2 separate regions of the Homo sapiens genome follow, and region 2 is linked to region 1. A link is a contact called in ENCODE Hi-C or POLR2A ChIA-PET data. All regions are on one chromosome and are shown on one strand. The core of a region is the stretch at or near the end of the contact, and the rest is flanking DNA. Distances in the headings are between cores, read along the strand shown.

Region 1 (4,268 bases), core at 1,594-4,093:
CTTGAACCTGGGAGGCGGAGGTTGCAGTGAGCCAAGTTCATGCCACTGCACTCCAGCCTGGGCGACAGAGCGAGACTCCGTCTGAAAAACGAAACAAAACAAAAAAAGTATGAAAAAGAAAAAAAAAGTACTCATTGTCCTACTACTCAAAGATCATTACTTAGTTGAACAATGTATAGAGTAAAAAATATAGGCCAGGCGTGGTGGGTAATCCCAGCACTTTGGGAGGCTGAGGCGGGTGGATCACCTCAGGTCAGAAGTTTGAGACCAGCCTGGCTGACATGGTGAAACCCCGTCTCTACTAAAAATTCAAAAAATGAACCGGGCATGGTGACGGGTGCCTGTAATCCCAGCTACTCAGGAGGCCGAGGCAGGAGAGTCTCCTAAACCCAGGAGGTGGAGGTTGCAGTGAGCCAAGATTGTGCCATCACACTCCATCCTGGACGACAAAAGTGAAATTCCATCTCAAAAAAAAAAAACAATGTATATATACACATATACATATACGTGTATATATATATAACGTGTATGTATATATACACATATACATATACGTGTATATATATATAACGTGTATGTATATATATACGTGTATATATATGTGTATATAAATTAGTGTTCAGAAATTAAGAGACAGTTCTACACTTGGCAGGCTATTCAAAGGAATGATGTTCTCGTTTAAAGGAAAAAAAAAGTTACATTTGTGCCAGGCCGCATGTGACTATAGACCTCTCCCAGAGGGTGCCTATTTTAGTCAAGGCCAGCCCTTATTTTTATAGAGGGTGAAGAAAGCAGTGGGTAAATAGTATCTTCTTTGGGGTTAGGTCAAGGATATATGGCTTGTCATAAATATCAGGTTGACAAGAATTCTAGATCTAATCTTGTAAATTATAAACAGAAGGAAAATCTTCTCCCCAGCCTAAAGGGCCAGTACAAGTAGGCATATATCAGATAGCTGGTCTTAATTGCTTGTTACTTCCTTACTTAATTTTTGAATTATTTGGTATTATGTGACATTTTCTAACACCTGAAAACAAACTGAAGCCACAGCTTTAATAGAGGCCCTTACTTCTGTAACATAATTAGTGCCCTGTCTCTGCTATTCATAACTTACAATAAGTATGACCTCCCAGATGATTTGTTTGTTGCCTCCTCCTGTCCAGAAACATTGCTAACAGCATTTGGCATTTGAGGAAGATACTGTTGCAGGCCAGAAAGGAGTGAAGTGACCTTTTCAGTAACTTAACCTTCAACTCTGCAGTTTGTGGAAGGCAGACCAGTGATTCATACCAAGTTTGTAATTTGCACAAGTTCCCAAGCCACAGTTGAGCCAGAATAGATAATTCCACATTAAGTATTGGTATTTAAACAGAATTATTGAAGTTAAAGGAAGAACATTTTTATTTTTAAAAGGATGACTTTAAGTTTCTTTGCCTTCACACAATTGTTTCCTAATCCTCATGTCAGCACTTTTCACTGCTTTTTAAGACAAGGCAACTGCCCAGAATAGTCTGGAAATTATCTTCTCTAGTTAATGAAGTATTCTAGACATAGGTGTAAGTGTATGTGGAGGCTCATTAATTTGATTAATTCTTAAGTTGTCTCATAATTACTAAGCTAGCAAGGAATAGCTAACTATTTTGTTTGGAATTCTCAAACACAAAATGAACCGCTTACTACAGCTTTGATTTTGTTGTTTGAGTTTTGCCTATAGTTTCCATTTTCACACTTTTTTTTTTTTTTGAGACAGATTTTCGCTCTTGTTGCCCAGGCTGGCGTGCAGTGGCGCAGTCTCGGCTCACCACAACCTCTGCCTCCCAGGTTCAAGGGATTCTACTGCCTCAGTCTCCTGAGTAGCTGGGATTACAGGCATGTGCTACCACGCCTGGCTAATTTTGATTTTTAATAGAAATGGGGTTTCACCATGTTGGCCAGGCTGGTCTTGAACTCCTGACCTCAGGTGATCCACCTGCCTTGGCCTCCCAAAGTGCTGGGATTACAGGCGTAAGCCACCTCATGCGGCCATTTTCACATGTTTTATTACAGGGTTGAACTTTTCAGTCCATCCTTTGAGCTTCATTACCTTCACTTTTGAATTAACTTCTGCTTAGAGATCTTGTTCTTGACGTAGTCTTGATCTCTGGAGAATCAAAAGACACAGATTTCATTGTGATTAATGTGGAATGGAAACTTCTTTTTTCTTCTTCTTCTTTTTTTTTTTTTTTTTTTTTTTTTTGAGATGGAGTCTCACTCACCCTGTCGCCCAGGCTGGAGTGCAATGGCGCAATCTTTGCTTACTGCAATCTCTGCCTCCCAGGTTCAGGCAATTCTGTCTCAGCCTCCCAAGTAGCTGAGACTACAGGTGCCTACCACCAAGTCCAGCTAATTTTTGTATTTTTAGTAGAGACAGGGTTTTGCCATGTTGGCCAGGCTGGTCTCGAACTCCTGACCTCAGGTGATCCACCCGCCTCGACCTCCCAAAGTGCTGGGATTATAGGCATGAGCCACCGCGACTGGCCAGAAACATCTTTCTTCTTTTTTTTTTTCCTCTTCTTTTTTCTTTTTTGAGACAGAGTCTCGCTTTGTCACCCAGGCTGGAGTGCAGTGGCTCAATCACAGCTCACTGCAACCTCTGCTTCCTGGGTTCAAGCGATTCTCCTGCCTCAGTTACCCAGCTAGGTGGTATTACAGTCATGCGCCACCATACCTGGGTCATTTTTGTATTTTTAGTAGAGATGAAGTTTCACCATGTTAGCCAGGCTGGTCTCAAACTCCTGACCTCAAGTGATCTGTTTACCTCAGCCTCCCAAAGTGCGGGATTATAGGTGTGAGCCACTGCACTGGGCCGGAAACTTCTTGCAAAGGGAGTATTTCACTTGCTTGTTAAAACAGGAAGTGCAGCATAATCTATATAATTTTACCTCCATAGAACTGAAAGGACTGTTGTTAGTCAAAAAGCACATGACATTTTTCTGTATAACTTGACAGAATATATTTGTTGAATATATTTTTTCAGTCATCCTGCTTTTCATTCATTTTGGATTTTTTTTTTTTTTTTTTTTTTTTTTTTTTGAGATGGAGTCTCAATCTGTTGCCCAGGCTGGAGTGCAGTGGTGCGATCTCAGCTCCCTGTGCAACCTCCGCCTCCTGGGTTCAAACGATTCTCCTGCCTCAGCCTTCCGAGTAGCTGGGACTACAGGCATGCGCCACCAGGCATGGCTAATTTTTTTCATTTTTAAAATAGAGACAGTGTCTTGCTCTTTCACCCAGACTGGATTGCAGTGGCACAGTGATAGCTCACTGCAGCCTCAACCTCCTGGCTCAAGCGACTCTCCGTTTGGGATAATTATTTGCAGATACAACATTTCACAGTCTTGAATCACAGGGGAGTGTTTTTTGTTTTGTTGGGGTTTTTTTTGAGGCAGGTCTTGCTGTGTCACCCAGGCTCATGTACAGTGGCACGATCACAGCTCCCGGGCTCAAGTGATCCTTCTACCCCTGTCCCCCAAGCAGCTCGGACCACAGGTGTGTGCCACCATGCCTGGCTAATTTTTTGTATTTTTAGTAGAGACGGAGGTTTTACCATGTTGCCCAGGTTGCTCTTGAACTCCTGAGCTTAAATGATACACCCGCCTCAGCCTCCCACAGTGCTGGGATTACAGGCATGAGCCACTGCACCCCGTCGGGAGCGTTCTTAAGTGCCCAAATAGTTGAGGTTTAAGAAATGTTGATATAGGCTGGATGCGGTTGCTCATGCCTGTAATCCCAGAACTTTAGGAGCCCAAGGCTGTGTTGGGGGGCAATCACTTGAGGTCAGGAGTTTGAGACCAGCCTGGCCAACATGGCGAAACCCCATGTCTGTATTACAGATAGAAAAATTAGCCAAGCATGGTGGTGGGTGCCTGTAATACCAGCTACTCGGGAGGCTGAGGCAGGAGAGTCACTTGAACCTGGGAGGCGAAGGTTGCAGTGACCTGAGATTGCGCCACTGCACTCCAGCCTAGGCCACAGAGTGAGACTCCATCTCAAAAAAGAAAGAAAGAAAAAAAAAAGAAATGTTGATATAAATGTGATCTGTTCCATTGGATAGGAAATTGAGTTTCTACTCTGATCTCATTTTTTTTCTAGTTACAGTGCTTCATGCTGTGATGTCTTTAGACAAATGAGGCTGGCTCTGAGAACACTAAAGTCTTTGAAAAGCCTCAGCATCTGAAAAGATGCCTGTCGTACTGCAATAAATATTGCTTAGCCCCCTTTCTCATTAGATG
Region 2 (3,671 bases), core at 828-3,327, 170 kb before region 1:
TTTATGATGTGATGATCAGATTAGGAAGTAATGATCATGGTAATGGTTGCTTTAAGATTTAAATTGTTGTATTCACAGATAACTTAATTCTTAGTAGAAATCTGAGAACCATTCCAAATAGTTTTTTTAAGCAACTTTATTATGTAATTTCATTCCATAAAATTATTCTGTTAAAAGTGTACAATTCAGCGATTTGTAGTAAATTTATAGAGTTATGCGACCATCACCATAGTCCCCAGGCAACCACTAATCTACTTTTTGTCTTTTCTAGAGAATATTGCATGCAAATGGAATCTTGCAATACGTAAATAATTAGTTTTTGAAATTATTATAGTTTTTCTCCTTCTGGCATATCCACACCCAGGAAGAATGGCAATAACTTTCCTAAAACTAAAATGTGCTGAACAAAGATTATTTTTACAGTATTTTACACATTTTGTGACCCATTTTGGATTGTTTAATTAAAGGTATACTTCGATTTGACTATTGACAAAACACAGTTCTTAAAGCTTTGAAAATAGGCTGGGCACAGTGGCTCACGCCTGTAATCCCAGCACTTTGGGAGGCCACAGCGGGTGGATCACAAGGTCAAGAGATCAAGACCGTCCTGGCCAACATGAGGAAACCTCATCTCTACTAAAAATACAAAAATTAGCCAGGCGTGGTGGCAGATGCCTGTAGTCCCAGCTACTCAGGAGGCTCAGGCAGGAGAATCACTTGAACCCAGGAGTCGGAGGTTGCAGTGAGCCAAAATCACACCACAGTAGTCCAGCCTGGGTGGCAGAGTGAGACTCCGTCTCAAAAAAAAAAAAAAAAAAAAGCTTTGAAAATATCAGTTCAGTAAAGGGTTTCAAGTCAGAAAAGGTTTTGAATCTTTACCTTCACCTTCCTTTTGTGCTCATCATTGCTGCCAGGACGGGTTTCAGGTTTGGAGTGAAGAGGTGGTTAAGGAACTTCAGGTACTTGGCATTTGCTAATATGATTATAGGGATATCAGCAAAGGGTTGTCCCTGTGGCCCTCCCCTAGACCACATCGTAACCTAGAGTCTCCAGATGCAGTGTTTTTCCATCTCAATTCACATAGATATGTTGAGCTAGCACATTTGTTAGAAGTGCATCCTAGAAAGATTATATTCACAAACTGAGCCCTTCTACTACCACCCTTTCCCACAACTGGATGTTTGCTTGGTCTGTGACCTTGAGATCCAGCTGATAAGATGGGGTGGCAGGAATCATCAGGGACAAAAATTCTATGGGTTCTGGACTGACTGATAGCATTGAACTTGTACATGAAAGGTATTCAATATTAACAGTGATTCTGTGTCAGAGAAGTACCAGTAAGCCAGTTACTACTCCTTAGGTAGTGAAATGCAAGGCAGGTGTGATGGGTTTTTTTTGTTTGTTTTTGAGACAGAGCCTTAGGCTGGAGTGCAGAGGTGGGATCATAGCTTACTACCACCTGTAATTTCTGGGTTTAAGCAATCCTTTCACCTCAGCCTCCCTAAGTGCTGGGATTACAGTCATGAGCCACCACACCCAGCCAACACTGTGTTTTGGATACTTATTCCAAGTGTTACTCTTGAGTTTTTTGTTTTTTGTTTTTTTTTTTTTTTTTGAGACGGAGTCTCGCTCTGTCGCCCAGGCTGGAGTGCAGGGCGCGATCTCGCCTCACTGCAAGCTCCGCCTCCTGGGTTCACGCCATTCTCCTGCCTCAGCCTCCCGAGTAGCTGGGACTACAGGCGCCCGCCACTACGCCCGGCTAATTTTTTGTATTTTTAGTAGAGGCGGGGTTTCACTGTGTTAGCCAGGATGGTCTCGATCTCCTGACCTCATGATCCGCCCGCCTCTGCTTCCCAAAGTGCTGGGATTACAGGCGTGAGCCACCGTGCCTGGCCTGCTCTTGAGTTAAAGGATTCCTTTTACATAGCTGTTAGCCCAGCAAATACTTTTCATGTTTGCACTGATGAATTCAAATCCAGTTGACCTCATTTTTGTGACGTGTATCCTAATGTAATGATACTGGCTGCATCAGTTTCGGTTTCTACTTAATGCAGAGGCCTTTAAAAAATGACTTAGAAGATCAGTGTTGGTTGGTATCAGTTTCGACTCCTGTTTGGTCATCAACACAATTTGTAGATCTTATGCTCAAGCTTCCTCTCTCTCATCAGGCAGATATAATTTGCCATCCAGTCTACTTGTGGGCATGAAAGTGCCCTTGACATAGGTGGCTTTTGGTTGAAGGCTTGCAGACATTTAATATATATATAAAATACTTAACTAATTTTATTAAAATGAAAAGTTGTATTCAAATGTTGATTTTCATGGGACAATTTAAAAACCACTGCCTGTTTTCCAGGTACATAAGTACTTTATACTACCATTTCTTTTTTTTTTTTTTTTAACTTTGTAAATGTGATGGAAAGGCTGAGGTATATGTTGTTGGGTAAAACATGAGTGTTTGTTGATCTGTTTCTGCTGCCGTAGCTGTCTGATGTACAGTAATGCGAAACCGCATTACAGGTTATGGCTCAGAATCTTAGGATTTGGAAGCTAGGCGATTACCCTGGCTAAACCTTTCAGGAGCCAGATGTTCCTAGTGGTCTGAGGTAGCCTTAGGGAGGAAATGAAGAGAGAATAGAAAGAGGCAGGCCCACGCTTAAAGTGCTGAGAGGGAAAAGGAGGAAACAAACTGATTTTTGATGGAGAAGCCAGCAGGAATCAGCAGGAGAAGCTGGAGTATGTGGCATAACTAAAGAATCAAAGCCGGGGCGTGGTAGCTCACGCCTGTAATCCCAGCACTTTGGGAGGCCAAGGTGGGTGGATCACTTGAGGTCAGGAGTTCAACCTGATCACAAGAGGTCAGGAGGTCTGACCAACATGGGGAAAACCCATCTCTATTAAAAATACAAAAATTAGCTGTGGTGGTGCACACCTGTAGTCGCGGACACTCAGGAGATTGAGGCAGGAAAATCACTGGAACCTGGGAGACCATGGTTGCAGTGAGCCAAGATTGCGTCGCTTCATTCCCCCTAGGTGATGCAGTGAGACCCCACCTCAAAAAAAGTATCCAGAAGTGAAGCTGACCTTGGGGAAAGAGGAAGTCACTGTCACTGGGGAGCTAAGACAGCAGCTCTGTTTTTATAATACAGGTTAAGTATTCCTTACCGGGAATGCTTGGCACTAGAAGTGTTGCAGGTTTTTTGTTTTTGTTTTTAATTTTGGAATATTTGTGTTATAATTACTGGTTAAACATCCCTAATCCAAAAATCTGAAATCCAGAATGCTCCAGTGAGCATTTCCTTTGAGCATCATGTGAGTGCTCAAAAAGTTCCAAATTTTGGAGCATCTTGGATTAAGGATACTCATCCTGTGGTGGTAGTAGTAGTAGTATTGCTGTTGGAAATGGGAGTTGGTGGTTTTTGGAGATTGCCCTTCAGCCTTTCGTAAGAAGGAGTTTGCTTTTTTTTGAGACGGAGTTTCACTCTTGTTGCCCATGCTGGAGTGCAATGGTGCGATCTTGGCTTACTGCAACCTCTGCCTCCCAGGTTCAAGCAATTTTCCTTCCTCAGCCTGGCGGGAGAAGTTTGTTAAACTTTCCGAACCCCCTAGTGAAGGACCTCTAAAGAAATATGCAACAGGGTGAACCATAGTCAGTGTTAGACCCAGTCATT

The links. Hi-C counts contacts between places; a loop is a spot of excess contacts on that map. ChIA-PET counts read pairs that join two places held with the same protein, here RNA polymerase II (POLR2A). Pooled maps may share reads with other maps.
Region 2: a pooled map shows a loop between it and region 1 (3-fold over the local background). The contact joins two enhancer-like sites. A Hi-C loop is called at or near these places in 2 of 50 pooled maps. POLR2A ChIA-PET finds 5 or more read pairs at or near these places in 3 of 52 experiments (H1, WTC11 and activated CD4-positive, alpha-beta T cell).

The regions. Positions count from the first base shown.
Region 1 is chr12:110,561,091-110,565,358 of GRCh38, reverse strand. The region is part of intron 1 of PPTC7 (protein phosphatase targeting COQ7); the gene reads left to right. Among named protein-coding and RNA genes, the nearest start is that of PPTC7, 20 kb to the left of the region's middle. Within about 2 kb of position 2,843, at least 9 of the 41 ENCODE cell types and tissues checked have a DNase peak (open chromatin) inside an H3K27ac peak, as active enhancers do.
Region 2 is chr12:110,726,342-110,730,012 of GRCh38, reverse strand. All of the region lies in intron 3 of PPP1CC (protein phosphatase 1 catalytic subunit gamma), which reads left to right. Among named protein-coding and RNA genes, the nearest start is that of PPP1CC, 15 kb to the left of the region's middle. Within about 2 kb of position 2,077, at least 3 of the 41 ENCODE cell types and tissues checked have a DNase peak (open chromatin) inside an H3K27ac peak, as active enhancers do.